5 separate regions of the Homo sapiens genome follow, and regions 1, 2, 3 and 5 are each linked to region 4. The links are chromatin loops, found by intact Hi-C in ENCODE. Cell type or tissue: mammary epithelial cell. All regions are shown on one strand. Region 1 overlaps TANGO6 (transport and golgi organization 6 homolog). Region 2 overlaps TANGO6 (transport and golgi organization 6 homolog). Region 3 overlaps TANGO6 (transport and golgi organization 6 homolog). Region 4 holds the start of HAS3 (hyaluronan synthase 3). Region 5 overlaps TANGO6 (transport and golgi organization 6 homolog).

What was found. Hi-C counts contacts between places; a loop is a spot of excess contacts. Peaks named below come from ENCODE experiments on the same cell type or tissue, not always from the same donor. Only the 100,000 strongest peaks of a DNase experiment are listed, where the experiment ranks them.
Region 1: it touches region 4 in a loop (5-fold over the local background); 20 of 110 quality-filtered maps call a loop at or near these places.
Region 2: a loop joins it to region 4, with 5 times the contacts of the local background. A loop is called at or near these places in 23 of 110 quality-filtered maps.
Region 3: a loop joins it to region 4, with 9 times the contacts of the local background. A loop is called at or near these places in 35 of 110 quality-filtered maps.
Region 5: a loop joins it to region 4, with 4 times the contacts of the local background. A loop is called at or near these places in 33 of 110 quality-filtered maps.

Annotation. Positions count from the first base shown.
Region 1 is chr16:68,993,234-68,998,233 of GRCh38, forward strand. All of the region lies in intron 15 of TANGO6 (transport and golgi organization 6 homolog), which reads left to right. Among named protein-coding and RNA genes, the nearest start is that of HAS3, 110 kb to the right of the region's middle. In mammary epithelial cell, a CTCF peak has its summit at 2,139 (motif pointing right); DNase peaks (open chromatin) are centred at 848 and 2,188; H3K27ac peaks cover 4,191 bases.
Region 2 is chr16:68,844,730-68,849,729 of GRCh38, forward strand. All of the region lies in intron 1 of TANGO6 (transport and golgi organization 6 homolog), which reads left to right. Among named protein-coding and RNA genes, the nearest start is that of TANGO6, 3.7 kb to the left of the region's middle. In mammary epithelial cell, a CTCF peak has its summit at 2,735 (motif pointing right); no DNase peak of the experiment used is centred here.
Region 3 is chr16:68,900,501-68,905,500 of GRCh38, forward strand. TANGO6 (transport and golgi organization 6 homolog) reads left to right here. Exons shown (of 18, transcript NM_024562.2): 8 at 1-46; 9 at 1,828-2,004. Among named protein-coding and RNA genes, the nearest start is that of TANGO6, 59 kb to the left of the region's middle. In mammary epithelial cell, a CTCF peak has its summit at 2,074 (motif pointing right); a DNase peak (open chromatin) is centred at 2,081.
Region 4 is chr16:69,103,387-69,108,386 of GRCh38, forward strand. HAS3 (hyaluronan synthase 3) reads left to right here and starts at 2,267. Exons shown (of 4, transcript NM_001199280.2): 1 at 2,267-2,401. RefSeq lists an enhancer at 1,932-2,480 and a silencer at 2,614-2,893. In mammary epithelial cell, CTCF peaks have their summits at 2,199 and 3,654; DNase peaks (open chromatin) are centred at 2,205 and 2,825; H3K4me3 peaks cover 3,098 bases; H3K27ac peaks cover 227 bases.
Region 5 is chr16:68,913,534-68,918,533 of GRCh38, forward strand. All of the region lies in intron 11 of TANGO6 (transport and golgi organization 6 homolog), which reads left to right. Among named protein-coding and RNA genes, the nearest start is that of TANGO6, 73 kb to the left of the region's middle. In mammary epithelial cell, a CTCF peak has its summit at 2,099; a DNase peak (open chromatin) is centred at 2,188; H3K27ac peaks cover 462 bases.

The DNA of each region.
Region 1 (5,000 bases), 110 kb before region 4:
ACAACATAATTATGCTTAGATGTTTCAGCATTTTATTCTGCTGTTATTTTTATTTTCAGTGTCTTCATACTTTTGTCTTCTCATCTCACTATTCTAATTCAGAATAAATTAAAGCATTCATTTGGATTCTAATTCAATATATGTATGAGAAAGAACACAGAATAATGAAGCACCTGATTTTCTCTCTGCAAGTTTTGAAATAGATTTTTGCATTCATTTTGACTTACGGACTTGCAAGAGAGTAAACCAACAGTGTAACTGAAATACAGTGTTCCTTGTAGGAAGACAATGTTACTTAATTTTCCTCTCCATGGCTTGATATAGTAGGAATTGATTCATAGCACTTGAGGGATGGATGATCTGTTAATAATTTAAACATGAAGTTATAGTCTCAATCCACAGGCTTCCTGATTTGTGTTTGTCAATATTACGAGGCTAACCAACTCTTGGTCATGCTTTAATGAGTTTGAACTTTTATATATCTAATTAAATTAATTAAATCACTGGAATAGTTTTAATACTTTCATGATTACAGAATTGTAAAGACAGTCTCCGTCATTTAAAATATCTAGGATTTTTTTCTTCTTTCAGTTTTTAAAATAAGTTACCACAAACCTAGAATTTTTCCTTCCTGATTATTACATTTCTGGACTTTGTTTTAATTTCACCCTTCAAGGAAGTTTCTGGAGGCACTTACTGTCTGGAGCACACTTTTCAGGAGAACCAATCTGTTTGTCTTGTTGGTAACACACTAGGGTAGAGTCAGTTATTGTAGATTTTCCTCATAGGGTAACTTTGTGTAAACTGAAAGCTTATGCACTGATTAAGCCAATCTTGGAGTTCAATGAGCTGTTGAGATGGAATGAGTAATCTAGTTAATACGTAACTATAGAAGTCCTGGCATCTCCTGTTTCAAATTGTCTATGTTTCTGTGTTATTTTAGTTCATTGAGTTGCCAAAAATCCAGTAATACAAAGCATTTCCTGTACATTGTTTTACTCTGAAAGATATTTATTTATGGATTTTATTTGCACATCACTCTGTTTTCTGAAGAAACAGAAAGAAAACATCCTTTTGCAAGTCTAAGTGTAAAGTAGGGCCTCTGTGCCTTTTTTCAGTGCCCCTCACTTACCTCTTTTTTTCTTCCCCTCTCCCATTTAAAACTTCCCTCTACAGGTCCTTACCCAGGTTTGACCATCTCTAGAAAGTAATCAAATTTCAGACATTGCCCTACCTTCAAATCTTTCTCTTATTCTTTCCCAGCCTATAAGAAGCAGGTAGCAGATATACTAATATTTGCTAAGAGGTGATGGCAGCCTCCTATTGTGTGGCCATTCCTGGGATTTTTTTTTTTTTTTAAAGACTGGTTCTTGCTCTGTTACCCAGGCTGGAGTGCAGTGGCACTATCATGGCTCACTGCAGTCTCTACCTCCTGGGCTCAAACAATCCTCCCACTTGAGCCTCCCAAGTAGCTGGGACCATAGGCGCACACCACCACGTCCAGCTAATTTAAAAAAAAAAATTTTTTTTTTGTAGAGATGGGGTTTCACCATGTTGCCCACGCTGATCTCAAACTCCTGGGCTCAAGCAATTCTCCCGCCTCAGCCTCCCAAAATGTTGGGATTACAGGAATAAGCCACGGCACCCAGCTTATTTTGTATTTTCAATAAGGAGACTATTTAATGCAAAGGAATAAAGTTTGAATGATTAAATATAATCTGAGGCAATACAATTTGCTAATAGAAGAAGAATTTGAAGATAAGAAGATCTCTCTGTCTCTTTAAAACATTCTTGGTAGGTTACTTACACCAACAATAGTTCCACTATCAAGTTTCTTTTTGTTTAATAAGTTGTCCCACAGGGATCTTCTCATGGTCCCAATCTAAGCCTGTCAAAGTCTATTTACTTATAATTTGCATCTAAATCATTCCTACTTGTGTGGTCTGTGTGTGACTGGAAAGGGAAAGCTTAAGAGCCCCTGAAATCTTTTCTAACCCACTCCTAGTTCAGGGTCACCTCTTGGTTATATTACCTTACAGAGGAAATGAATGAAGAAAGCAGCAGATCAACAATTAGCCTTAGGGAGAAAAATGGGTCCTGACATGTAGACACCAGTAGGGGGAAATCTATCCAGGGACTACCCAGCATTTTTGCCCAGTGACTATTGTGACCTGTGTGCCTGGCAAGCCTCATCAAGACCAGAAGATGGCTTTGGCTCCAACACTCTGCAGTGCTCTAATATGTGCATCCATATAGGGCTTTAACAGCTTTCACAAGGCCATTATCAGTCATCCTTTATGGTTAGGAAATCGGAAGTGTTCCGTTCTTTCCACTTTTGAAAGTGGGAAAGAAGAGGGGAATTTTTTCTCCTCTCCAGACTAGAATGAATAGGATTCCAGCCCTTAACCAAGACTACTCAGTGCCAATTCTGGTGTTTGCCCATGCTGGAACTTATTTCCATTGTACCCTGTTATTTATGCACCATTTTAAGACTAAGTCACTGGCTTCTCTTCTACCCATGCCTTACGAAGTTAAACAAAGAAAGATGAAAATTGCAAGGACCTTGAAATGTCAGAGATGTGGGGCAATCAGTTGGCTGCATTTTAGTCCTTTGTTTTAGGACTTAAAAGGGATGAGCCCCTTCTAAATTTTACTTTCTTATTTGTGATACAGGGTTAATAATATTTTGTTCTACCTATCTCAGATTCTTGTGAGGTTCAAACAAGATAATAGACATATAAGTATTTTGCAGATAAAGAGGCTTACAAATGCACACAGCATTGTTTTATCCCACAGCATTTTATGTCTGGGCTGCACTGTAGCTGCGTACATTATATTGACTAAGATCCCTCTTCTGTTCATAAAGGGCTATGTGAGGAGGGAAACTGAAGTCAGAACAGAGATGATTTCCCCAGAGCTGCAGGGGAAATTCAAGGCTGAAAAGTAACTGTTGTTAATAGATCAAAATTTACCTACGAATTTTTTAATGATGAATTTCATCAAAAATTAATTGCATTTAAATTATTTAATTCTCTAAATGGCTTTTGGAGAGGAAATCCTGCCTGTCAGGATCTGCCATGTCAATCTAATTTCCTTTGGACCTTGACAGAAATTGTAAACTGTGTCGACTCTGGCTCACATGTGGCAATAAATTGTATTCATGAAATGTTACAAGAAACCAGTGATTCTTCTATTGTATTTCTTAACAGTAGTGAGGTAGAGTTCTAGGCCCTGAAATGCAGGGAAAAAAGAGTAGATGTTAGCGAGCACAAAAAAGGGGCACATGAACAGAGTCAGATCTATATTTTGTCTCCTGTTTCCTCATTGACTGGATCAACAAGATGTTTCTGCTGAGGGCATGTGGCTCTCCAGGGTGTCATCCCTAGAGATCCATATACTTTAGTACCCAAGTAAATGGCATCCAAGACAGGAGGAAAAGTAGTTTTTCTGGATCCCTTTTTTCAGTAACTGATTTAAGGAGGTCAAATATGTATTGCATCCTTTGACCATTTTATGCTTTTACCTTTTTTCTCCCCAAAATATTTAATATCAAACCGAAAGTACACAGAGTACAGTCCTGGAGAAAGGAAGAGCATACTTCAACTAGTTAGATTACAGGGAGGATTTAAACACTCTAATTGAGATCCTGGAGCCTGGAAAGAAGATTAAAATTCAAAGATACACAGAAAAAGACTCCAGTTCTTCATCTCTACTTCAACCTGGTCCATAGAGGAAATGAAATAAAGAACAAAAGAGATTTGGATTGGGCGAAACAAAAAGGTTGGAGCACAAAGGTTTTTAACTTCTGGCATAAGATCTTAACATCTGTGGGTTAATGTTTGTCAAATGTGATTTGATGCAGCTATACATGGAAACTGTGGAATATTGGACCAAATGGCCCACTGTGTTTAAGTGTCACAGGGTGAATCCCAAAATTGGGGTTCAGCCTAGGCGGCCATGAGGGTTCTTGGCTTCACTGAGGAAGGAATTCAAGAGTGAGCCAACAGAGTAAAGTGAGATCAAATTTATTAAGAAAAGTAAAGGAATAAAAGGATGGCTACTCCATAGGCAGAGCAGCAGCACAGACTACTTGACTGACTATACTTACGGTTATTTCTTGATTGTATTCTGAACAGGGATGGATTATTCATGAGTTTTCCAGTAAAGGATTGGGGAGTTCTGGAACTAAGGATTCCTCTCCTTTTTAGACCACATAGGGTAATGTCTGGACATTGCTATGGCATTTATAGACTGTCATGGTACTGGTGGGAGTTTCTTTTAGCATGCTAATGCATTATAATCAGTGTATAATGAGCAGTGAGGATGACCAGAGGTCACTTTCATTACCATTTTCTTTTTGGTGGGTTTTAGCCGGCTTCTTTACCACATCTCATTTTATCAGTGGGGTCTTTGTGACCTGTATCTTGTGAAACCAGTCCCACTGACCTCTTATCTCATCCTGTGACTAAGAATGCCTAACCTCCTGGGAATGCAGCCCAGCAGGTCTCATCCTCATCTAGCACCTATTCAAGATGGAGTCACTCTGGTTAGAACACCTCTGACATATTTCCTCCCTCCCTTTTACAAGGGCACCCTTAATCCTAAGGGTTGTAAAGGGATGAAGATCCATCTTCTGTAACTTCTTCAGGCTGAACAGGGGCAATGATATTCTTACCTAATTATTAGGGTCTCTTGTATTCAAGGTAGAGAGGAGCTCAATGAGAAAGTGTTGGTATGGTGAGGGCCATTCATAACTGAGTCTCAACAGAAGGTATAATCTGGAAGATTCCTAAGTGTTCAATTTAAGAAAATGTTGAGTAGGCTTATCCTGCATTCCTACACAAAGAGTACAATGACAATATATTCCACAGTAGTAAAGCAAAATAAGTGAAATTATCTCAAGTAAACTAAATAAGAAGGCTTTTCATGAACTGGGCAGTTGTAACCAAGCTAATATGAGGTCATGCCCAGAATTAGAATACTCATTCAGATTTTCACAT
Region 2 (5,000 bases), 260 kb before region 4:
CCTCATTACGATCCCCTGGGATCGGTACTACTTGTATTCAATTTTTACGGATGAAGGACCAAGGTTCAGGTACATTGGAAATTGCCCAATGTCAGACTAGTAAGTGGCAGAATTTGAATTTAGGTTATTTCCACTAAAAGTATGGTAAATATGCTACATTGTCTCAATTAAGAGTCAGACTGCAAAATAGAATTTTAAGTTGCTAATCGAGAGGTCACTTGTCTTCTAACGGCAACTCTTTTTTTTTTTTTTTTTTGAGATGAGGTCTCACTCTGTTGCCCAGGCTGGAGTGCAGTGGCACAATCTCGGCTCACTGCAACCTCTGCCTCCCAGGTTCAAGCGATTCTCCTGCTTCAGCCTCCCGAGTAGCTGGGATTACAGGTGCACACCACCATGCCCAGCTAATTTTTGTCTTTTTAGTAGAGACGGAGTTTTGCCATGTTGGCCAGGCTGGTCTCGAACTCCTGACCTCAAGTGATCTGCCTGCCTTGGCCTCCCAAAGTGCTGGGATTACAGGCCTGAGCCACTACACCTGGCCTGCAACTCTCTATTGTATGACTGAGAACACGTTTAAATAAGCAAAAATCCTGAAAGTAATCATCTGTTATGAAACATGTATATTATGCTTCATTTATAGAAGACTCTCTAATCTCTATGAGTATGTGGTGGAGTACACATATATGTACTCATTTAATTTACAGAAATTCAAGCATTCCTATTTGAAGAGGAATTAGTTCGTGAAATTATATTATTTTGTACATGTAGTCTTATATATTATATGAATCTGTCTACTATTTTATCATATTAGCTGCTTAGGGAATTTAAAAATATCTGTAGTGGCTGGGCGAGGTGGGCCATACCTGTAATCCCAGCACTTTGGGAGGCTGAGGCAGGATCCCAGGAGTTTGAGACCAGACTGGGCAACATAGTGATACTCTGTGTCTACAAAAAACTAAAAAATTGGCCAGGCATGGTACTACACACCTGTGGTCCCAGCTACTGGGGAGGCTGAGATGGGAGGATTGCTTGAGCCTGAGAGGTCCAAGTCTAGGCTGTGGTGAACCATGATTACACTAGTGTGCTCCGGCCTTGGGTGACAGAGTAAGACCCTATTTTGTTTTTTGTTTTTTGTTTTTTTTTTGAGACAGAGTTTCACTCCATCACCCAGGCTGGAGTGCAGTGGCATGATCTTGACACACCGGAACCCCCACCTCCCGGGTTCGAGCAATTCTCATGCCTCAGCCTCCCTTGTAGCTGGGACTATAGGCACCCACCACCATGCCTGGCTAATTTTTGTACTTTTATTATTTTTTGAGATGGAATTTCGCTCTTGTTGCCCAGGCTGGAGTGCAGTGGCGCAATCTCAGCTCACTGCAACCTCCACCTCCCAGGTTCAAGTGATTCTTCTACCTCAGCCTCCCGAGTAGCTGGGATTACAGGCATGCGCCACATGCCCGGCTAATTTTTTGTACTTTTAATAGAGACGGCGTTTCACCATGTTGGCCAGGCGAGTCTCGAACTCCTGACCTCAGGTGATCTGCCTGCCTTGACCTCCCAGAGTACTAGGATTAGGATTACAGGCGCGAGCCACCATGCCCAACCTCAAGAAGTCAGCTGGATTTTCATATCTGCTTCTCCAGTCTGTCATGATAGGTTGTTTTGACTGAAGTACATGAAGAAAACCTAGACTCACATAGATATGTAACTGGAAAAGGGAGGAGAGTTCAATCACCTTTTCAAATAATTATGTACATTCTTTTATACGATTCTTTCTTTTTTTTTTTTAGACGGAGTCTTGCTCTGTCGCCCAAGCTGGAGTGCAGTGGTGCGATCTCGGCTCACTGCAACCTCCGCCTCCCAGGTTCAAGCAATTCTCCTGCCCCAGCCTCCCGAGTAATTGGGACAACAGGCACATGCCACTGTGCCTGGCTAATTTTCTTTTTTTTTTTTTTTTTTTAGTAGAGACAGGTTTTCACCATATTGGCCAGGCTGGTCTGGAACTCATGACTTCGTAATCCTCCCGCCTCGGCCTCCCGAAGTGCTGGGATTACAGATGTGAGCCACCACGTCCGGTCTTTTATACAATTCTAAAGCTCAACAAGATAATCTCTGCATGTATTGTGTGGGGAAAAAAGTATCGAGAAACTCAACAAGAGGTAATACCTTTTTTTTTTTTTTGTGGCGGAGTTTCGCTCTTGTTGCCCAGGATGGAATGCAGTGGCGTGATCTCGGCTCATTGCCACCTCCGCCTCCCGGATTCAAGCGATTCTCCTGCCTCAGCCTTCGGAGTAGCTGGGATTACAGACATGCGCCACCACGCCCTGCTAATTTTGTATTTTTAGTAGAGATGGGGTTTCTCTACGTTGGTCAGGCTGGTCTCGAACTCCTGACTTCAAGTGATCTGCCCACCTCAGCCTCCCAAAGTGCTGGGATTACAGGCGTGAGCCACCGCGCCCGGCCAAAGAGGTAATATATTAAAGATTTGTTGCAATATGAAATCAGAACTCATATCAATAAGCCTCATAGTACATTCTTGAGAATCTAAAAGGCACATCATGACCTAGTATTATTATGAAATGGTTTTGACCTTGCAGACCCCCTGAGAGGGTCTTGGGAACCCCCGGCAAGCCAGGTCCCCATAGCATACTAGGAACTGCTACTTTATGGAAATGCCTCCAATTTATTTCCAAGTAGATGTTATTTTCATCACCAGTAGAGGGCAGAGAAGACTACTTCATTAAAGGGGCTCTGGAAAAACTTCAGTAAGAGCTTTTGTTTTAAATCACTTTCTTTGTGTTCCATGTTTGGGTTCGAAGATCTTATGCCACAGGAAGTCATTTAGAGGTTGGTTAGTGATCTTAACGGTTAGTGGCAACAAGAGGGAAATAACACTCATTTCCGTTTGAGGTATACATTAGCCAAAGGAACCAGATATTCATGCCAGTGGGTCAGAACACTTGTCCTGGAAAGTCCTAGAAGAATATTGCAGGCTGAGCGCGGTAGCTCACACCTGTAATCCTAGCACTTTGGGAGGCCATGGCGGGTGGATCTCCCGAGGTCAGGAGTTCGAGACCAGCCTGGCCAACATGGCGAAACCCCGTCTCTACTAAAAATACAAAAATTAGCTGGGCGTGGTGGCATGCGCCGGTAGTCCCAGCTACTCGGGAGGCTGAGGCAGGAGAATCGCTTGAACCCAGGAGGCAGAGGTTGCAGTAAGCTGAGATCGTACCACTGCACTCCAGCCTGGGTGACAGAGTGAGACTCCATCACAAAAAAAAAAAAAAAAAAAACTATTGCAAATTTCTTACACTTCTGTTCTCATTATTTTTGAAGGATGTTATTGTTTCTCTCTCTCTCTCTGTTTCTCTCTCTCTCTTTTAAATAGAGACAGGGTCTCCCTGTGTTGCCCAGCCGGGAGTACAGTGACTATTCACAGAAGTGATCATAGTACACTGCAGCCTCAAACTTCTGGGCTCGGGTGATGCTTCTACCTCAGCCTCCCAGCTAGCTGGGACTACAGGGATGTCACTGTGACAGCTTTCCTTTTATTCTTTTTTAAAAATAGAAGTAATGTTTTTACTTCTATAAAAAATATTATAGCAAAGATTTTTTAAATATAGAGAAACCAAAAAGAAGAAAATTAAAATTACCTTAATTTCACTACCCAGAGGGTACCACTATTAGCAATTCAGAGCGTATTATTTTTCCTTTTTACAAAAATGATCTCATATGCCACATACTGTTTTATAACCCTAAAATAACTTCTAGTGCAGAGACAATACATATTTATTGTAAAAAAACAATTGAAACTATAATTAGGTAAAAAGAAAAATCCTACCTCTAACCCTATCACCCAGAGATCACCACTATTAAAACCTCAAGGTATTAAAACTTTGAGACCCTTTTCTGTGCATATAAACACGAATATATTTTAATATAGTTAGAATCATTCTGTTCCTTTATTGACCAATTTTCAGAATAATAAATTAGTGTCTTAGCAACCTCCAAAGGTAACCAATGAAGTGATCTTTTTTGTTGTATTATGAATCATAGATTTTATGTATTTGATGTTTCAATTATTGTATTCCTTGTTCTTAATCAAATTTCCCATTTTTGGCCTCTGGGAACCATTTCCGACTGGCTCTTGGGGTTTTTGACATGACCATGATAGTCTTTGATCGACTCCTTGCTCTCAAGCAGAAGATATCCCAGGCTCATCTGAGGTATTTCCTGCCCCATTTTTGAAAACAACTCTCTCTAAGGAGAAGTGGTATTTAGCAACCGCAATGCGGACACAGGATATTCATTGCTATTGAAATTATGGGCCGAGTGCAGTGGCTAACGCCTATAATCCCAGCACTTTGGGAGGCCGAGGTGGGTGGATCACTTGAGATCAGGAGTTCGAGACCAGCTTGACCAACATGGCGAAACCCTGTCTCTACTAAAAATACAAAAATTAGCCGAGTGCTATGGTGGGCTCCTGTAATCCTAGCTACTTGGAGGCTGAGGCAGGAGAACTGCTTGAGCCCCTGAGGCGGAGGTGGCAGTGAGCCGAGACTGTGCAACTACACTCCAGCCTGGGCGACAAAGTGAGACCCTGTCCCAAAAAAAAAGAAATTATCATTGGCTGGATGTGGTGGCTCATACCTGTAATCGCAGCATTTTGGGAGGCTGAAGTGGGCAGATTGCTTGAGCCCAGGAGTTCAAGACTACCCTGGGCTACATAGTAAAACACTGTCTCTACAAAAAATACAGAAATTAAAAAAAACAAAATACAGAAATTAGCTGGGCATGATGGCACATGCCTGTGGTCCCCGATGCTTTGGAGGCTAAGATAGGAGGGTCAGCTGAGCCCCGGAGTTTGAGGGTGCAATGGACTATGATTATACCACTGCACTCCAGCCTGGGTGACAGAGTGAGACCCTGTCTCAAAAAAAAAAATGAAAAGGAAAAAGAAATTGTCATTGCTTTCAGACTTTTTGAAGGATTAGAGCCAGGAA
Region 3 (5,000 bases), 200 kb before region 4:
TTTTTCTTCTCTACTGTTTTACTAAGCAGAGTGTGTCTCACATAAGGTAAACAATCAAGGGACCCTTATTTGTTTATAAATTGTGACGTCTTTTTTGCATGTTGTTTTTGTTCTTATTTTGAATTTATATTTGCCACTTTGAAATTATCATTTCCTTTCAAAGTCAGGAAAACACTGGGATCTTCCTATTTTGCTCATCTAGAAGAGAACAAGAATTTTGCAGATCACAGGGCATTGGATACAGTTTTTAGAATGACTTTCCTCAGCCTCTGTCCTAAATCTCAAAGACAAAATCTCTGTTTACATGTGTAAACATGCCACTTTTCGATCAGTGAGAAATACTGCAATTACATGTCTAGGAAGAAGGAAATAGGGGATGGATCATAATGACCTTGTGGGGAGTTAGAAAACACATTTGGGAAATCTAGATCTGAATGTGGCACTTTGTAATTTAGCCTAGGATTTGGTGTTGGTGATGCAGTGTGTTGTTTAGATAGAAGGGATTTCTTAGTCATCCAGAAAATACTCCTTTGTCGTAGAATTTAAGTAGGATTCATTTTGTATCAGCTCTATTTTCACAGTAATTTATGTTGTTTCTTCCTCCAGGTAAGAGTTATCTTATCTCAAGTCCTATAGAATTACGATTTTTGGTGTTTGGAGATCCTCACATGTAATCCAATATGCAATAATAGTACCTTCTTCACAGAGTTATTGTGAAGACTAAATATGCATTAATGTGTTTAGTACAGTCCCCGGCAAATAGTAAGCTCAATAAATGGTAGCTATCATTATCACCATTGCTAAGTGGTGAAGGAAAACACCATCTTTTGTACTATTCAAAGCTTACATAGTTCCCCTGGCTCTTCAGCTTGAGTCAGCACATCCTTGTATCCCACAGCTGCAATGGCAACGACAAGAGAGAATGCATTGGAAGAGGGAGGCTGTACATCTGTGAACTTGGTTTCAAGGGACAGTCCACAAAATAACTCTTGTTTTTGTTTTTTTTGAGACGGAGTCTCGCTCTGTTGCCCAGACTGGGGTGCAGTGGTGCGATCTCGGCTCACTGCAACCTCTGCCTCCTGAGTTCAGGCGATTCTCCTGCCTCAGCCTCCTGGGTAGCTGGGCTTATAGGCACCTTCCACCATGCCCGGCTAATTTTTGTAGTTTTAGTAGAGACAGTGTTTCACCATGTGGCCAGCCTGGTCTCGAACTCCTGACCTCAGGTGATCCACCCACCTCAGCCTCACAAAATGCTGGGATTACAGGCGTGAGCCACCGCACCTGGCCTCTTGTTTTTGTTTTAAAACTCAAGTCCTCACAGCACTGTCATGTTCTCATCAGAGACTGACAAGGAACATGTGAACGATGATTTAGTTCCTCTTCTAGTTGATTGGCACAGATGAAAGGGGTTGAGGAATCAGCAATATTTTGTTGGTATGCTGTTTCTTGGTCTCCAGCTGTTGGTCTTGCTGAGAGTAGATGATTTTTATCCGTGTATACTTTCTTTGACAGTGCCTGATGCAAAGGCAGTAGTACACTTGGAATTACCAAAAAAAAAAAAAAAAAAAATCACGTGGGGCTCATGTGGCAAATCAGGGTTGCTGCCAGAGCCAAGGATTAGTCAGTCACTCATTGAATTTCAGGATATTTGCATTCTGAAATTCACAAGAAGCATACTTTCCATTCCTGCATTTCAGTAGTACTAGGAGATTGTGCCAGCATTTAAAATGCAGTGGAACCTGACAGCCTTTCTTTCTTTTTTTATGTTAGCTTGTTAGATGCATGGAGTAAGATGACAAGCTCATTCATAACTGCTTTTTCTGCCAGGTCACTTTGCCAAGAAATCTTATTATGGATTCTGGGGAAGCTGGAAAGGAAGAAGGCAATTGCCAGCCTGAAAGGATTTGCAGGGTTGGACAAAGCTGTGCCCTCTCTCCATTCTCTGTGTCAGTTTAGAGTTGCCACTCAAGGTGGCATTATGATTACCATCAAAGAGGCCATTAGGTGAGTCCACCCATCCGTTACTGTTCTCTTCAGATTTAGTTCCGCCCAAAAGGCCATTCAGTGATTCAACCACTAAGGGGCGCTGATAGAAAAGAAACCAGAAACTCAAGTGGCTCAGGTGCCTGCTATTTATATTCTCTAAATGAAACGTGAGCCTTAAATAATCCTCCAGGTTTTTTCCTAAGATGCCTGCTAATAGTTGGTGCAATTTACTGGAGCCTCACAGCTCTGCATCACAACAAGCCCACTTACTCCACCATCTTTGCCAGTTAATCAGAGTAAAGGGCAGACACATGTTCACCCTTAACACCATAATAATCCAATTATCTTTCTGACTCTCAAAATGGTATATGTGTGTGTTTATAGTCAGACTTATTCCTGAGGGAAATTGTCTAATAGCTATCTTTTATGGTAATTTTATGATGGAAATTTGTTTCTCATAGGGATTGATTAGAAAGTGCTTAATAAATATTAGTGGAATGGATCATTTATTTCTCCAGCATCTCACAATTGCATATTTTAAATTATTTCCACTTTCTGGATGATCTAATGTTATTACCTCAGAACGTAAATTCCTGTTGGTCATAGTCCATGTAACATTCATGGGTGACTGCTATCCTGTTTGGATTTCACATCACATTCAAAGTGCTGCTGTTTGTTGAAGTGTTGAAATATAATTATATATTCATGGTTAACTTGGTAAAGTTGTAAAACACCCCTTCAGTTTGATGGACTTGAGGAAAATAGAAAAACACATAGATTGCAAACAGAATTATCAGTACAAACGCAAGCTGCTATTCTGCCCAGCAACAGTTATCAAGAAGATGTTTTTGGCCAGGCACGGTGGCTCACACCTGTAATCCCAGCACTTTAGGAGGCTGAGGCGGGTGGATCACCTGAGGTTAGGAGTTTGAGACCAGCCTGGCCAACATGGTGAAACCCCATCTCTATTAAAAATACAAAAATTAGCCAGGCATGGTAGTGCATGCCTGTAGGCCTAGCTACTTGTGAGGCTGAGGCAAAAGAATTGCTTGAATCAGGAGGTGGAAGTTACAGTGAGCTGGGATCGTACCACTGCACTCCAGCCTGGGCAACAGGGCGAGACCATCTCAAAAAAAAAAAAAAAAAAAAGAAGGACCAGGCGTGGTGGCTCACACCTGTAATCCCAGCACTTTGGGAGGCCGAGGTGGGTAGATCACTTGAGGTCAGGAGTTCAAGACCAGCCTGGCCAACATGGTGAAACCCCATCTCTACTAAAAATATAAAAATTAGCCGGTTGTGGTGGCTGGCGCCTGTAGTCACAGCTACTCAGGAGGCTGAGGCAGGACTGTCACTCGAACCCAGGAGATGAAGGTTGCAGTAAGCCAAGATTGCGCCACTGCACTTCAGCCTAGGTGACAGAGTGAGACTCTGTCTCAAAAAAAAAAAAAGAAGTTTATTTAAAGAAACTCTATAAGAGCAGCTTGGATTTTATATCTTTAGATCCAGAGTTTTTACTTTTCTGGAATTAAATATAATTGTTTGGAATTTACTCTTTATTGTTGAATTTTAAAGCGTGACTAAAGTAGTGCTTCTTAAGATAATTGTCATGTGTTTTTGTTTTGTTTTGTTTTGTTTTTTGGTGCTGAGTGTTGCTCTGTCGCTCAGACTGGAGTGCAATGGCATGATCTTGGCTCACTGCAACCTCTGCCTCCTGGGTTCAAGCAATTCTCTTGTCTCAGCCTGCCAAGTAGCTGGGACTACAGGTGCGCGCCACCATGCCAGGCTAACGTCGTGTTGTTTTAGGAGTATTTGAATACAGTACTTCATTTTCACAATTAAAATGGCTCACAGAAGCTTAGAAGGGACGTTTATCCATTTTGGCTTTTCCTTTAACATAGAATGTTGTGGAGAAAACATGACTGATCTGAAGGACTCTGGAAGATTCTGGGATAATACAGGAAATATCCTAAGCTAAATATGTAGGTTATTCATTCTATTAGAGGAATATGAAGTCCATGTTCTTAGTGAACTGGCACATTGAGACATACTGCCTGATGAGATGGGCTGCCAAATTAGTAATTGTACTTTTCAATGAGATGAAGAAACATCTATCTTTTTTTTCTCAACTTAGTCTGAAAAAATTTTATGTCATTGGTCACTGAAATAACACATATTCTTTGTACAATACAAAAAACACATAAAGAGGAAAACAAAAGTCAACTAGTATCTTATTTTCTGTTCACATTATTTTAGTGTTTTGCTTTTTAGTGCATCTTCAATGCCTTTGTATTTGTTTATATGATAATATGGTATAATAATATAGTATCTTGAGCTGGGTATGGTGGTTCATACTGGTAATCCCAGCACTTTGGAAGGCCAAGGTGTGAGGATTGCTTGAGGCCAGGAGTTCAAGACCAGCCTGGGCAACATAGCGAGACTCCATTTCTTAAAAAAGGCCAGGCGCAGTGGCTCATGCCTGTAATCCCAGCATTTTGGGAGGCCGAGACGGGCGGATCACCTGAGGTCAAGAGTTTGAGACCAGCCTGACCAACATGGAGAAACCCCGTCTCTACTAAAAATACAAAATTAGCCGGGCGTGGTGGCATGGTGGCGCATGCCTGTATTCCCAGCTACTTGGGAGGCTGAGGCAGGAGAATTGCTTGAACCTGGGAGGCAGAGGTTGCGGTGGGCCGAGATTGTGCCATTGCACTCCAGTCTGGGCAACAAGAGTGGAACTGTGTCTCAAAAAAAAATAAAATAAAATTGGGGCTGGGCGCAGTGGCTCACGCCTGTAATCACAGCACTTTGGAAGAGGCTGAGGTGGGTGGATCACGAGGTCAGGAGTTTGAGACCAGCCTGGCCAACATGGTGAAACCCTGTCTCTACTAAAAATACAAAAATTAGCCAGGCGTGGTGGCGGGCACCTGTAATCCCAGCTACTCAGGAGGCTGAGGCAGGAGAATCACTTGAACCCAGGAGGTGGAGGTTGCAGTGAGCCGAGATTGCGCCATTGC
Region 4 (5,000 bases):
GACATTTTTCTTTCTTTCTTTCTTTTGAGATGGAGTTGCCCTCTTGTTGCCTAGGCTGGAATGCAGTGGCACGATCTCGGCTCACTGCAACCTCTGCTTCCTGGGTTCAAGTGATTCTCCTGCCTCAGCCTCCTGGGTAGCTGGGATTACAGGCGCCTGCCACCACACCTGGATAATTTTTTGTATTTTTAGTAGAGACAGGGTTTCACCATGTTGGCCAGGCTGGTCTCAAACTCCCGACCTCAGGTGATCCACCCGCCTCAGCCTCCCAAAGTGCTGGGATTACAGGTGTGAGCCACCACACCCGGCCAGGCAGTTTTCTTTTATTCAAACACTGATCCTTGAACTTGCTGTCACTGAGTGCTCTAGAGGGATGGCCATGTAGAACCCGTGGCATGGGCAAAGGATGCTGCTGTCTGGTTTACTAACACTTGCTGAGCGCTTACCCTCAGCCAATCTCTTCAAACTTCCTATCAGTCCGCCTAGCAATCCCATCTGTGGGATGAAGACACTGGGGCTTACTGGCAGACTCTAGAGCCCTCCCCTCCACCAACCTAAGGCTTCTTCTCCATCTTTGTGTAAGTAGGAATGGCTCTGGTAGGGCCCCTCAGGCCATCTGAAGTTCAAAACACATTGGCAGCTGGGCTGGATAGCATGCCTATAGGACTAGCTCCTAGGGAGGCTGAGGCGGAAGGGCTGCTGGAGTCCAGGAATTTGTTTTTGAGACAGCGTCTTGTTCTGTTACCCAGGCTGGAGTGTAGTGGTTCGATCATAGCTCACTGTTGCCTTGACCTCCTGGGCTCAAGCAATTCTCCTGCCTCAGCCTCCCTAGTAGCTGGGACTACAGGCACACTCCACCATGCCTGGCTAATGTTTTTTTTTTTTTTCTTTTCTTTTCTTTTTCTTTTTTTTTTTATTTTTATTTTTTGAGATGGAGTCTCACTCTGTCGCCCAGGCTGGAGTACAGTGGCATAATCTTGGCCCACTGCAACCTCTGTCTCCTGGGTTTAAGCGATTCTTCTGCCTCAACCTTCCCAGTGGCTGGGACTACAGGCACGTGCCACCATGCCTGGCTAATTTTTGTATTTTTTAGTAGAGATAGGGTTTCACCATATTAGCCAGGCTGGTCTCTAACTTCTGACCTCGTGATCCGCCCACCTCGGCCTCCCAGAGTGTTGGGATTACAGGCGTGAGCCTGCACCCGGCCCTGGCTAATTTTTTAATTTTAATTTTTGTAGAGACGGGGGAAGTCTCGCTTTGTTGCCCAGGCTGGTCTTGAACTCCTGGCCTCAAGCGATCCTCCATCTTCAGCCTCCCAAAGTGCTGGGACTACAGGTGTGAGCCACTGTGCCTGGCCAATAATGTAAGATGGGATTGTGTGGAGTAGGTGTGCCTGGGGTCTTTGCTTGCCTGCGGGGACTGAGGTGTGAGGTCTGTGGCCCAGACTGAGCAATGGTGGGCAGGCAAGTCCCTGAGCCCCTAAAACTTGCGAGAGGAGAAGTTTATAGACTGCAGCTCAGGTGCCTATAAATTTGTTGCAGCTTGGGAAGAAGTGATAGAAATTATATCAGGTGTATTTGGAAAACAGGTAAACTCTGTTTTTTGGTTTTTTTTTTTTTTTTTTTTTTTTTTTTTTTTGGAGACGGAGTCTCGCTCTGCTGCCCAAGCTGGAGTGCAGTGGTGCGATTTCAGCTCACTGCAACCTCCACCTGCGGGGTTCAAGCGATTCTCCTGCCTCAGCCTCCCGAGTAGCTGGGATTACGGGCATGGTGCCCGTAACGCCGAAAGTGCTGAGATTACAGGCTTGAGCCACGGCGCCCGGCCACTCATTTTTTAAAAACTAGTTATTAATTATAATTTCTCTTCAAGTTTTCCTGAGATGTAAAAACTCATCGCCTTCAGCTGGTTCTAAACTTCTTGTCTCTGCTAACAACTCTCCCCCCTCCTCGATCTCACCCCACCCCAGTGCACCCCAACTCACTTCATCTCACTTTACTCGAGTCTAGCACTATCTTTTAGGGACCTGAAAACTACTGTCGATAAGGTCAGTTGGGAATTTAGGAGGTCATGGATGTCGGAAATAAAGGTGTGAAAAAGAAGAGGAGGAATTGTTTTGGCTTTAAGACACCGGAACCTCCAAGGTTCCTACAAAACCGTTTGCAGCTTTTGCAAACCGCCTTAAAGTCATCAGCGCCCCACTGCGGAATTCAAAGCTAAGCTGTCACAATTGTTAACACCTTCTTTGACCAGCCTTTTTACATTTGACAATTCTCTTCAGCGCCTCTTTCCTGCCAGCAGGAAGGTTTTGCTGCCTTGGCTTTCGGGAGCCCCCTAGACAGCGAACTGCCCCTTCGCGTGCAGAAGTCGGGGAAGAGTGCTCTCAGCTCGCCTTCCTTGCAGGGTGAGTAGGTTTTGCGGGTTAGAGAGCGGGGCGTGGGGGCGGGGAGGGAGAGTAACAATTTTGGAAGTCCCTGCGTGGTATCTGGAAAGTTAACGACGCTTCAGGTTCTAGGTTGAGCCCAATGACCGTCTTGCCTTGGCAGCTGGTCCCAGGGCGATTGCAGAGCCGCGTGGCCTTCGGCCCCACTCGGGGGACCCAGCTTCGGAGAGGGCGCAGGGGCTGCGAGTCTTGCGAGCCGGAGCCGCGTCCACCCGGGACTAGGCGTCCCCGCCGAGCGCTGGCTTGTGGCGCTCCCTGGGACCGCGCGGGGTCGGGGGTGCGCCCGCGGGGGCCCTCCCACTCTGGTCAACTTTCCCGGCCCCAGGGCCGGGGGAGGCGCCTCTCCTGGCGGGCACGCGCCGGGTACTTAAGGGCGGCTCGGCTGGGCAGGCGGCAGTCGGAGCGCGCGGCGGCGCGGAGCGGAGCGGGAGGAGGGGCATGGAGCCGCCGCGGGCCTGCTGAGCTCCGGAGCGCGGCAGCCGGCGGCACGGTGAGCGCGGGCCGGCCGGCACCCAGGAGGGGAGGGCCGCGCGGGGCTGCGCCGAGGCCGGGGCGCGCCGGGTGGCAGGGGTGCCTCTCGCCGAGCCCCCCGCACCCGGCCAGCTCCCAGCCCTGCGGGCGCCGCGTCCGGCGCGGGGAGGCGGGTTGGGGGCGGCGGCAGCCCCGGGCTTCCCGGCGGCCGTTCCTGCAGCCCCCTCCCCACTGACCCCTCCTCCCTTTCTTCCTGCATCCTCTCCTCTTCCAGCCTCGCCTCCCTCCTCCCCGGCGGCTCCTGTTTTGTGAATGAATTAGGAGGCGGACGCCGGTGCGGGGCTCCAGGCTGGCTGGGGTACCCCTCCCCCGCACCTTCTACGACCTCCCGGGGGTTTGCACCTGTCCGGGCACCAAGGTACCAGGCGCCCACGTTCCTGCGGGTTAGCCGGGCCGCGGCAGCACGTGTCCGGGGGAGTGGGCTCCCCTCCCCTGGCCGGCCTGGAGGGGCCCGGAGGGCGGCCGGGCACAAGAGGAGGAGCCCCGTTGGGCGCACAAGTTTCCATGCCGCTGCGTGTGGCCCTGCCGCGGGGCGCACCTGTCAGCGGGAGAGACGCTGCACACCAGCAGCCCCTCAAAGTTTCGGAGGCTTGATGGAGAAGCGTGCGTCCTTGACTGGGGGTTCTCCTTCCGTAGTCCTGGGAGCCGGACTTGAGAGCGCCCCCAACCTTGTGCCCTTGAAAGCCGAGTGCGCGTTAGTTTGCCTGGGCTGGGCTCCCGTGGATGAGCGAAGGGCATGAGGAGGCGGCGGTCCAGGCTGTAGGATCACCCCACAGCCTCTGCCGGCTTGGGGTGACACAGCCCCCCGCCCCAGGTCTGGGCAGGAGAACCTCGACCACAGCCTGCACCAGCGCCTGATTGCACGTGGGGTATCTGGCTGAGGGACATTTTGGGGGCCTCTATTTGGGGGTGGGGGTAGTAACCTGGGTAATGCCTCTAATTCCTGCGGGGGAGGGGTCCCGCCCAGGGAAGGAGAGGGCCGGCTACACCGGGGATGCGCCTTTGTCTACAGGCACACTTTGCCAAGGTAGCTGGGGTACCAGGAAGAGCAGGGCCTGGTCCGACTGGGATCCCTTGGGTTTTCCGTTCCTTCCCGGTTGGGTCGTGGGAAAGCGGCACGTGGGTGTGGCCGGCGCCGCCTTTGCCAAGAGGCGAGGCTCGAGCGGGGATGAGAAGCGTGGCGAGTGCGTTCGCGGCTGCTTTGACCTGGTGGGCGCCGCCTCCGGCACTGCACCGAGGCGGGGCGCCAGCGCCCAGGTTGCTGGGCTGGCCTTGGCGCCCCCTTCCCCTACCCAGAGCGCAGGCAGGCAGGGGGGTCCCGCCGCGCCCCTTCAGCATGTAAGCTCCGGAGGGGAATGGGGGCGCTCCTAGGCTGCGGATGCAGGCCTGGGGACTCCTGGGCCGCAGGCGCGAGCAGTAGGGTGGCAACAGGGAGGGCTGGGAGTCCTGTGAAGGAAGCACACGGCGGGCTCCCCGGGACGGTGGGGCAGAGCGCCCGGAGGCCGCGCTTCCCGGAGAGGCTAGGCTGCCAGCAGCTCTTTTCGGGCCAACGCTGCTGGAAGGCTGCTAGTGCCGGAGTCTCAGGTCGATTTAGGCAGTGACTGCGTGTTCTTCGTCCCTTCTACGTGAGAGGCGTCCCGACAGGAAAGTGTGTTTGTTTTGGGGGCTCCGTTTCCTGAGACCTAAGAGTTGGAGCAAGCTTGGAAGCGAGGCATCATTGTCTGTAGACCTCAGTGAACATGGGGTTCTCTAGATCAGGCAGGTGGCAGAGAGGAGATAGTGTGGGTCAGAATGGGAAGGCCGGCAGCCATCCTTGCCACCTTTTCTTTCCCCTCCCTCACATCCCCCTCCCCACCTGCTCTGGAGGAAACCACAGTCACCCTCACCACTAGGGTAGCTCTTCGGGGCCGGAAGTGTTTCCATTTTTAGGGAAATGACTTACCTGAGACATGAGGCAGGAATCCATTAGAACTCCCATTGTGCTATGGGGAGACCAAGTCTCAGAGAACTGGGGCAAGGTCAGGCAGCC
Region 5 (5,000 bases), 190 kb before region 4:
GAGTAGCTAGGATTATAGGCACCTGACACCATGCCTGGCTAATTTTTGTATTTTTAGTAGAGATGGGGTTTCACCATGTTGGCCAGGCTGGTCTCAAACTCCTGACCTCAGGTGATCCACCCACCTTGGCCTCCCAAAGTGCTGGGATTAGAGACGTAAGCCACTGTGCCCAGCCTAAATTTTTTTTTTGAAAAGAAAAATAAGAAAAAAAGGAGCAGGCTCCTTTTTACTGCAGAACCCTGGATGGACAGGAAGCACCAGATAAGCTCTAAAAATGGAGTTGAATTTAGAGCTTAAAACAGTTTGAAAGGCTGTATAGGATTCAGTAAATCCCTTCATTCGTTTCTTCCCTTTGTACAACCACCTCCACTTCCCAGCGAAAGACTGGAGGTTTACTCTTAAGAGATGTTGAGCCCAAGGGACTCTGAACTGGGTGGGAGAGGAGAACTGAAAAATAGGAGGTATAAATTGAAGTCTGCATCCTCAACAATGAGGCCTCCACCCCTTCCACTCAGGTGTCAGAGTCTTGGCAGCAGGTTTAGACGCCCCCATAGGACTACTGTGAGGATTAAATGTGTTAATACCTGTAACATGTTCAGAATTGTGCTTGGTAAATAGTGAATGTTTAATATTATTATTATTTTTGAGACAGAGTTTTGCTCTTGTTGCCCAGGCTGCAGTGCAATGGCGTGATCTCGGCTTACCGCAACCTCTGCCTCCCTGGTTCAAGCGATTTTCCTGCCTCAGCCTCCAGAGTAGCTGGGATTACAGGTGCCTGCAACCATGCCCGGCTAATTTTTGTATTTTTAGTAGAGATGGTGTTTCTCCATGCTGGTCAGGCTGGTCTCAAACTCCCGACCTCAGGTGATCTGCCTGCCTTGGCCTCCCAAAGTGCTGGGATTACAGGCATGACCCACCGCGCCTGGACTTAATGTTATTAACAAACTAAACAGTTTATTATTAAACCAAACTAAAAGTGGTTGCTTCTGTAGAGCCTGAATCAGATGGGAAGAAATGATGTCGGGCACTGCTATTTTTCACTATAAGCTTTCAGGAATATTTGGCTTTTAAAATTATGTACATTTATAAGAAGTTTTAAGTAAAAAGTAAAGGTCTGTCCCCACTGTCCACAACATATATAAATTTTAGAACAGGCTTCAGTCACACACCTATTCTTGTGGCTGGAAGCCCCACCAAAATCACAGGAAATGTATAGTAGGGGGAGGAGCTGCTGTCCAAATGGGTAGGGGGTTTTGGGGTTAACACAAAGAATGTTTGGCAGAAAGGCTACTTCATAGATGGCAATGATTGTTGGCTATCTCTTTACAGTTAACAGTTCCCTGGGTTTTTTTTTTTTTAAACATACATACAAACATAGAAAGTGTCTATTTTAGTAATAGGATCATACTACTTGTTTTGATATCTACACACACACACACACACACACACACACACACACACACACACATATAGATAGTGGAGGATGGGCGCAGTGGCTTATGCTTGTTATCCCAGCACTTTGGGAGGCTACTCGGGAGGCTGAGGCAGGAGTATTGCTTGAACCCGGGAGGTGGAGGTCACAGTGAGCCAAGATCACACCACTGCACTCCAGCCTGGGCGACAGAGCTAAACTCTGTCTCAAAAAAAAAAAAAAAAAAAGTGGAGAGGAATTTAGAAAAAGTTGGAAGGCTAAATAGTCCTAGTTGAGTAATTTAGGAATGCTTTATATATTTTTTGTTACTGTTGTTAGAGACAGGGTCTCACTCTTTGTTGCCCAGGCTGGAGTGCAATGGCTAAATCACAGCTCACTGCAAACTTGAACTCCTTGGCTCATGCAATCCTCCCACCTCAGCTTCCTGGGTAGCCAGGACTACAGATGTGTGCCACTGTGCCTGGCTAATTTTTTAATTTTTTCTAGAGACAGGGTCTCACTTTGTTGCCAGGCTAGTCTTGAACTCCTGGCCTAAAGTGATCTCCTGCCTTGGCCTCCCAAAGTATTAGGTTACAGGCGTTAGCCACTGTGCCCAGCTAAGGAGTGCTTTAGAAGACTCCCTGGAGGCAACATAGTTGGCCCAAGATAGTAGAAACAGTTTCTACCTAGTTTCTCTAGAAAGCGCTAGTGTCCTTATCTTCTAGTATGAATAAAATCTTAGGGATGGAGGAGGTGGTGAAAACTGCCTTAAACAGCATTGTTCATTTCAGTAAGTGGAACTTTTAATAACCTTTCTAGTTTCCTGCGTTGCTTCAGAAGACAAGTGTTAACAAGCCATTCTCCTGACTTTAAGCTTGCAATAAAGATTCTAGCACAGCATGTGATTTGTCCAGAGAATTAAACATGCAAGCTTGCATGTTATTTGGAGGCTTATTATGACCTTCTCAGCCTTTCCATTTCTAAAATGATTTCTCTCTTTTGAGTCATTAATCCTAAGTATGCATGTGTGTGTGCATGCATGTGTATTTGTGTGCTGTCATTTATTCAAAGGTGTTTTTACTTAAGTTGATTAATCCAAATGCATTGAAAATGATGCTGACCAAATTAATTCTATTTAAAGCTTAGTTGTTAGCCAAATGCTATATAAAATCTTGTCTAGGAACAGTCTTAATCCTTTCAAATATTTAATACTTAAAAAAAGACTCTAGATCAGGGGTCTCCAACCCCCAGGCCACGGACTGGTACTGTTCTGTGGCCTGTTAGGAACCAGGCCGCATAACTGGAGGTGAGCAGCGCCCAAGTGAGCTTTACCACCTGAGCGCCGCCTCCTGTCAGATCAGCAGCAGCATTAGATTCTCATAGGAGCACAAACCCTGTTGTGAACCGTGCATGCGAGGGATCTAGGTTGCGCAGTCCTTATGAGAATCTAACTAACACCTGATGATCTGAGGTGGAACAGTTTCATCCTGAAACCATTCCCCGCCCCTCTCCCCCTCCCGCCCCTGCCAACCCCAGTGTGTGGAAAAATTGTCTTCCATGAAACCGGTCCCTGGTGCCAAAAGGGTTGGGGATCACTACTGTCAATCATTTGCACAGATGGCTCGAAGACACTGGCTTCTAGATGAAACTGAACACTACCCCTCCATTCTTTACTTACTAGAATTAGACTGTCAAAATGTCGGGAGTGAGTCAGGGCAGGAATCCCTGAGGAGGAAACCTCCTTTTGAGAAGCAGATCCAGGACCCTCTGACATAGTCAGAAAGTAACAGGTCATTTTTTATAAAGAGTTTTTTTTTAGAGCAGTTTTAGATTCACAACAAAATTGAACAGAAGAGACAGAGATTTCCCTTACACTCCCTGCACTCACACAACATAGCCTCCTCCATTGTCACCATCTCCCACCAGAGTGATGCATTTTTTGCAGCTGATCAGTCTACATTGACACATCACCACCCAACGTCCATAGTTTACACTAGGGCTCACTCTTGGTGTTGTACAGCCTATGGATTTGGACAAATTTGCAATGCCCTGTATCTACCATGATGGTATCATACAGAATAGTTTCACCACCCTAAAAATCCTCTATGCTCCACCTGTTCTGTTCTCCCTCTCTCCTCACCCCGGCAACCCTTGATCTTTTTACTGTCTCCATAGTTTTGCCTTTTCCAAAATGTAATATGGGTGAAATCATACAGCATGTGGCCTTTTCAGCTTGGCTTCTTTCCCTTAGTAATATGCATTCGAGTTTCCTCCATGTCTTTTCATAGCTTGATTGCCCATTTTTTGGTGCTGTTTTTCCATTGTTTGGATGTATCACAGTTTATTGATGCATTCACCTACTGAAGGACATCTTGGTTACTTCCAAGTTTTAACAATTATGACTAGAGCTGCTATAAACAACCATGTGCAGGTTTTTGTGTGGACATAAGTTTTCAACTCATTTGGATAAATATCAAGGCAAGCAATGGCTAGACTGTATGGTGAAAGTATGTTTAGTTTTGTAAGAAACTGCCAAACTGTCTGCCTAAGTGGCTGTACCATTTTGCATTCCCAGCAGCAATGAATGAATGAGAGAGCTCCTGTTGATCTCCATCCTCACCAGCATTCCTGGTGAAATCAGTTCTCTGGATTTTGGCCATTCTATTAGGTGTGTAACAGTATATCACCAGTGCTTTCATTTCCAGTTCTCCAGTGACATAGGATGTGGAGCATCTTTTCATATGCTTTTTTGCCGTCTGTATATTTTCTTTGGTGAGATGTCGGTTCAGGACTTTTGCTCATTTTTAATTGGGCTCTTTTCTTTTCAAGATAGGATCTCTCTCTGTCACACAGGCTGGAGTGCAGTGACACCATCATGGCTTACTGCAGCCTTGACCTCCTGGGCTCAAGCAGTCCTCCCACCTCAGTCTCCTGAGTAGCTGGGACTATAGGCACTTGCCACTATGCCTGGCTAATTTTTTTTTTTTTTTTTTGAGATAGGATCTCACTCCGTTGCCCAGGCTGGAGTGTAGTGGTGCTATCTCAGCTCACTGCAACCTCCACTTCCTGGTTCAAGCGATTCTTCCACCTCAGCCTCCCGAGTAGCTGAGACCACAGGTGTGCCACCATGCCCAGATAATTTTTTGGTAGAGACAGGGTTCACCATGTTGGCCAGGCTGGTCTCGACTCCTAACCTCAAGTGATCTACCCACCTCAGCCTCCCAAAGTGCTGGGATTACAGGCGTGAGCCACCGTGCTCAACCCAGGTTTTCTTATTATTGAGCTTTAAGAGTTCTCTGTAAATTTTGGAAAACAGTCTCTTGTCAGACTGTTGTGGATGAATATTTTCTCCCAGTCTGTGGCTTCTCTTTGTATTCTCTTGACAGTGTCTTTCGCAGAGCAGGAATTTTTAACTTCAGTGAAGTCCAGCTTATCATTACTTTCTTTCACGGATTGTGCCTTTGGTGTTGTATCTGAAAAGTCATCACCATACCCAAGATCATCTAGATTTTTCATGTTATCTTCGAGGAGTTTATAATTTTGTATTTTGCATTGCAGTCCGTGATCCATTTTAAGTTAATTTACAAGT